Linked DNA regions of Mus musculus: region 1 is linked to region 2. The links are chromatin loops, found by intact Hi-C in ENCODE. Cell type or tissue: left cerebral cortex. All regions are shown on one strand. Links, peaks and the distances in the headings refer to the core of each region. The heading gives the core; the rest is flanking DNA. Region 1 overlaps Itprid1 (ITPR interacting domain containing 1). Region 2 holds the start of Neurod6 (neurogenic differentiation 6).

Evidence for each region. Hi-C counts contacts between places; a loop is a spot of excess contacts. Peaks named below come from ENCODE experiments on the same cell type or tissue, not always from the same donor. Only the 100,000 strongest peaks of a DNase experiment are listed, where the experiment ranks them.
Region 1: it touches region 2 in a loop (3.0-fold over the local background); 3 of 42 quality-filtered maps call a loop at or near these places.

What each region holds. Positions count from the first base shown.
Region 1 is chr6:55,949,483-55,952,290 of GRCm38, reverse strand. The region is part of intron 9 of Itprid1 (ITPR interacting domain containing 1); the gene reads right to left. Among named protein-coding and RNA genes, the nearest start is that of Ppp1r17, 67 kb to the left of the region's middle. In left cerebral cortex, for the core only: a CTCF peak has its summit at 1,373 (motif pointing right); DNase peaks (open chromatin) are centred at 1,384 and 2,111.
Region 2 is chr6:55,679,797-55,682,604 of GRCm38, reverse strand. It overlaps Neurod6 (neurogenic differentiation 6), which reads left to right and starts at 1,342. Exons shown (of 2, transcript NM_009717.2): 1 at 1,342-1,641. In left cerebral cortex, for the core only: a CTCF peak has its summit at 1,294; DNase peaks (open chromatin) are centred at 218, 852, 1,437 and 2,044; H3K4me3 peaks cover 2,500 bases; H3K27ac peaks cover 2,418 bases.

The DNA.
Region 1 (2,808 bases), core at 216-2,715, 270 kb before region 2:
GTGGTATTGACAACAGTTACATTTCATTAACTGTATCCCTGTAAAATGACACACAATTGCTAAATCTCACTCAAGTGATATCTCTCAAATTTAATTAAATTTAACAAAAGACCAAACCGAGATTTCCCTTTCATGGTGTGACTGAACAACAGAGTTGAGCATGATGCTCTCACGAACAGGATTTTCAGTTTTTGTTTGCTTTAGAAGTCAAATGTGTACATCCTGAATCATTCTAAGAGACATAAGAAATGTGTGGGGCAATTTACAGATGGCTTAGTTTCTTTAGGAGACTAAGATCTTTGCCCCTTATAAAGTGTTTTCAGGGACTACCAGCAGCTAAGTTCTCGATTTCCTCATTTTAAACTTCCCCTTAGGGCTGTAGTAGTTAAAAGAGATAAAGTATGAGAAATCCCCTAGTCTGGGATAGCTATGATGGATTATTAAGCAAACAGACAGATACAAATGAGTATCGTTTATCACTGCTACATCCTCAAGGTAACACCCAGGCAGGAGGGCTTGACTTCCGGTACAAGAACATGGCTTTTGAAGAGTAATGGAAGCAGCGCTATCTCAGGGGGCCATCCCACCCAGTCCCTGAAGCCTGCCAGGCCACGCCTAGGAGAACTGGAGCTTATGCCAGCGGACCTTTTCTGGGAACCTTCTCCCAAGGAGCTTTGGTCCACTCTGCTAAGTGGAGGCCTTGTTTTGTTTTTATTTTTGTTTTTGTTTTGTTTTTGTCCACCTTGCTTCCTGAAGGTTTTCTTTTTCTTTTAGAAAATTTTTATCATACAAACTTCCCCTCTCATTGGTCCCTGTTCTAAACCAAAACTAGATAAATGACACCCCTCACCACCCAAACCTCTGCTTGATTTCATTTTGCTCTCAATAACTGATAGTTCACCAGCTCTGACTATCCCATGGCTCCTAGAGGCTAAACTCATAATATATTTAGCTAACACGCTATTAGAATACCCAACTGACTCATCTGGCAGATTTATAGCCACATCTACCAGCTTTGGATTCTGTCTCTCCTATGTAGGAACTGTTATTCTCTTATATTGGGCTTCTGACGAGTGAGGTTAATGCCCAATAGTATATGTGTAAATCTAAGAACATGTAATGATAGTTCCCAAGGAACATCATTTTAACTATTATAATTCAGTCTCACTGTTTACACAATTCATGACTGTGATGGATAGCATTGATAGCAACTAGAAATTAACTTCTACAGTGCAAATCTGCCTTCTAGAATTTAGATTTTACTATTTCAGCTGGGTGAGCCCTGCCTGCAAACTTCACCTTTGTACTGAGCTAACAGGCCTACCTACCCAAGGGAAAGATGCCTTAGGCATTTTGTCAAAGTAACCACCAGATGGCAGCATTACACCAACCACGGAGGAGCCAGGGCTCTGCCAAGACCTTCCAATAGAAGAAGCCTTCTCTCTGGACTGTGTCAATAGTAAAAGCACCTGAGTTGCATTGAAAATAGTCTTTGTGTAGAGCATCTCAGGAAACAAAAGAGGGGAAGGAGTTGAAATGTAAATTGTAAAGAGATGAAAAGAAACAGGGTTTACAGGGACAAGGAACATGAAGAAATCATACAGAATAAGAAAACATGGTCCAACCTTGAACTTTGGGGTTAACCATCTACATCAATAGATTCGATATTACCTATTTAATTGCCAAGTGTCTCTCTCATTCATTGTCACAGGGTAGGAAGTCTGTGACCTCTCAGGGGTAAGGCTGAGTCACATGTCTTAGGACTTGTGTGGACTTACAGATGACGCAAAACCAAAGGGCTCCAGGAGGGGCTTGGAACCTGAGATGAAGAGCGGCGGCTTTGCCCAATAGGAAGCAGCGAGGATTGTTTGGGCTGGAGTGGCTATCACGGAGGCATTTTTAGAATGCCATTTCAAATGCTTCGGAACATCTTTATGGTTTTGTCTTCAGATCCCCGCATAAGTCAAGATGGGGTTACCAATTAGGTACCGTGGGGGACCTTCTAGAGCCTTCCTTATTAGCTATTCTTGTCTAAGTTTTGTGTTGGCTCCTACGCGTTCAAGGTTCATTCTGTCAATGATAGCTTGACTTCCATTGGAAACCTTTCTGTGTCATCTCTGGCGTCCCACACATTCGTGCTGTGAGTCAACTCCTTGCTAATGCAGTGAGAAGTGCAGGGCACAGAGGCAGGGCTACAGATGTTCCTGTGGGACCCTTCATCCCTAGAATGTGCACTGGGTCCCCTCAGGTCTTATACTGCCCTAGATGCTATACAGTGTCAGCAAAGATGCCTGCTCTCCTGACCTCAGGTCTCATCCCAGATATGCATGAAGAAGAGATAGTATGTTCATGGGTTTTGAAAAACCTATCTGAAACATGTCAATGCCTTCACTCGTGCCAGAAGTTCTAGAGAGTTCAGGTTTTCCGATGGAGGATTTCTGCAGCACACTTGAGAGTGCCCGTGAGCCCTCAGCTGATGCTTTGCAAGCTGTGAATTTTTCCCTTTCCTTGTTCTATTATTCCAGGTTTAGCGGTTTCTCCTCCACTCTTCAGTCAGAATAGCTACATTTCTTAGTCACTGGAAAAAAAGTACTTCTCTAAAAGTAAATTTATTTGGCTTGATACCATTAAGTATTAATTAATTCACTATTATAAAACAGTACACAACGGTGAAGACAATTTAGAAAATGAAAAATATCTTTATCTAATCATGTGGGAAGACAAGTATTTCTATATATATCTGTGTATTTTAGCCCAGTGCACTTTCATTGAGCTCCTGTGAACCTGTATGCATTAACAAAGTAGTAC
Region 2 (2,808 bases), core at 58-2,557:
TGCCAGTTTGGTTGAATCCAAAGTGTATTAAAGCGGCCGAATTCTAAATCTTTCAAAGGTGGGATTTATAAGGGAAGTGCTAACACGACCTCAACCATGCCAGGCTGCCAGGAATTATACTGGGACCAAGAGCATGCTTTTCCACATTAGAGCCAGAGATTGTGCAACTGTCAAACAATGCGGCTTGTCTTTATTTGTTTGTTTGTTTCACTTTTTCAAAAGTTCACATTTTGCCATTTTCTGGTGTGCCTAAAATTCCATGTCCGTTCGGGAAGGAGATGTCTCAGAGGAGGAGAGGAGTGGAGAGAGAGGGCCCCTAGCTTTACATCCTGTTTCATTAGAAGGGCTTTGCCAGCTCTGCTTAACTGCTTCTGCCCTGCTTCGTTAAAAAGGCACCAGGAGGGGGAACGAGGGAAAAGGAGAAATAGAACAGAACACTGATGTTAAAACAATAAGATACTTAAGTGAATCTGGGTCTAGAGAAAACAATGTAGCAAGGATAAAATTAGTAGGGCAGAGAAAAAAAATAATGAAAGCTCCAAAAATTAAGGAAATTAAACCTTTGGTTTAAAAGAATAAATAAAATGTGCTGCTGCCACATGTCAAGGGGAGAAAAACAGCAGATTGAAGCGATGGTTTTCCTGTTTATTGTGTCTGAAAGGAGAAAGCACAAGCAGGTTAAACACCAGGAGATCAGGGAGAGGAACTGAGAGGAGTTAGTGGCTCAGCGGTGAGCAAAATCTAACCAAAGACTCACTTTAGCTCTACAATTGGTCTGTGTGCAGTTCTGTCTGCATACACTCCCTCTGAAAAGTTGCGGAAAAGACAGCAGCAAGTGTAAGGGAGCATTTGAAGATGTCTTTCACAGACCCCAGATGGATAAACTGATCTTTTATTCTGAAATCCTGAGAAGCAAAGAAGTCGGGAGTAGAAAAATACACAGGCACACACCCACAAGTTACATGCCGTAAAGCAAAACAGGGAAATAAGAAGCCCTTTGCTGACCCCTTTGTCGACCTTAATCTTGGTTTCCTTCAGTATCCAACCCCAGCTTCTAGTTCCCACACAAGGCTCTCCTTCCCTGGTACCCAGATGCACCAGGAGGAGCTGGTGATCCTTGCAAAACAACAACCCCACAAACAACAAAAACCTCTCTCACTCACACAAAAGCCCACCTTGCAAATGAATGGAATATTAACGACTGCCTAACAGTTGCACCATTGGCAGGGCGAAACACATCACTAACACAGCTCTTTCTACAGATTGCCAGTGAGACCCGAGCAGCTAGAAGAGAAACACACCTACTGTATGTAAAAGGCTGGTGCAGATTTTTTCCCTATCAGTCTAACCTCCTGTGTTGATGCATGAATGCTGGTACCCACTTACAGGGATGCCAGATGATCAGTGCAGAATGAAGGTCCCAAGAGAGGATCACATGGCTCTCTCTGCCCTGTGACGTCACTAGCAGATGGCATGGGTACCAGCTCTGGCAGTTGGCATCAATGTCACTTTTTAGAGATCAATGAGATAGTGCAGATACACACAGATCTAGAGGCTCCAGGAGACGATGCGACACTCAGCCTGAAAAGATTTGGAAGATCCAAAATGAAAACTGATTATTGAATGAAATTAAAACCTAAGGTAATATAAATAAAGATCTACTCAATTGATGCTGGCTTTGCATGCAAGTATTTAAAGATACAGTATCACTGTCTTAGAGTATTTCTATGTTCTTTGCCATCTATAAGTTCTTATCATATTTCATTCTTATGATATAATTATCACATACTTTCATTACTATTATGTAACATTGCAAATATGTGTATATTTTGTGTGTGTGTGTGTGTGTGTGTGTGTGTGTGTGTGTGTGTGTGTATGTGTAGTGAGGGGCTGGAGATTGTTAAATTAAAAGTCTCTGTTTTAATGTGCCTATTTGGTTGAAGACTTTAGATGAAAAATATTTGCTGCTTTACCCAACAAAAACAAAAAAAAATGCATTTTAAACACAAATTATTTTCCCCTTTCATTTGGGATTCTGAACACACGTGCACAATTGCAGCCAGAATCCGTGGACCGTCCCTGTCCGATATTAGCTAGAGGGAGACTTCCGTGGCTCTTAGAACAAAAACACTAGGAGCGGAACAGCAGTAAACAGACAATTACATTGAGGGAATTCTTAGATGTTAAAGCAGTCGCAACATTTGCTTTGATTTAAAAAAAAAATGCCAGTAATGTTTGTGAGTTTTTTTCCCATTTGTTTATAGTTTTATTTTCGAATGACTCTACTCCCCTTTCCTTTCCTCGAGGCTGGGAGGGCAGCACTCTCTTGCATAGTTCTTCACTCATCAGGAAAAAAAATCAATTTTAAATTTGATCTGATTGATCTTTTCTTTAAATCTGCATGTTCTACAGTCACTTATCTAAATTCCCAGTTTGAGGTTAACAGAAAATAAAGTTGGGGAATATTTTTTTCTAACAAAACCCCCTCCGTTTGTTAGCTTAAGGGAGAGAGAACACTTTTCGTTTTAAACATTGGTTTCTTTTCTATTTTGTTCTCGGGGGAATTAGAATTAATGAAGGTCTGCATTATTGTGTCCTGCTTTTATTTGCTTTAACTCCACTCCATGTGTATTAAAAATCCAGTTTAAAATCCAAGAGAAATAGAAAATGCGATCGTCTCTAATAAGTATTTTCTTTTATATTTTCTTTTGATAATAACTTGCCTGTATAAATTAAGGCTTCTGCATAGATCAATGTCTTTATGATTGTTGGTCTGTGAAAACTCAAATTTTTTATTTAATATAAGAG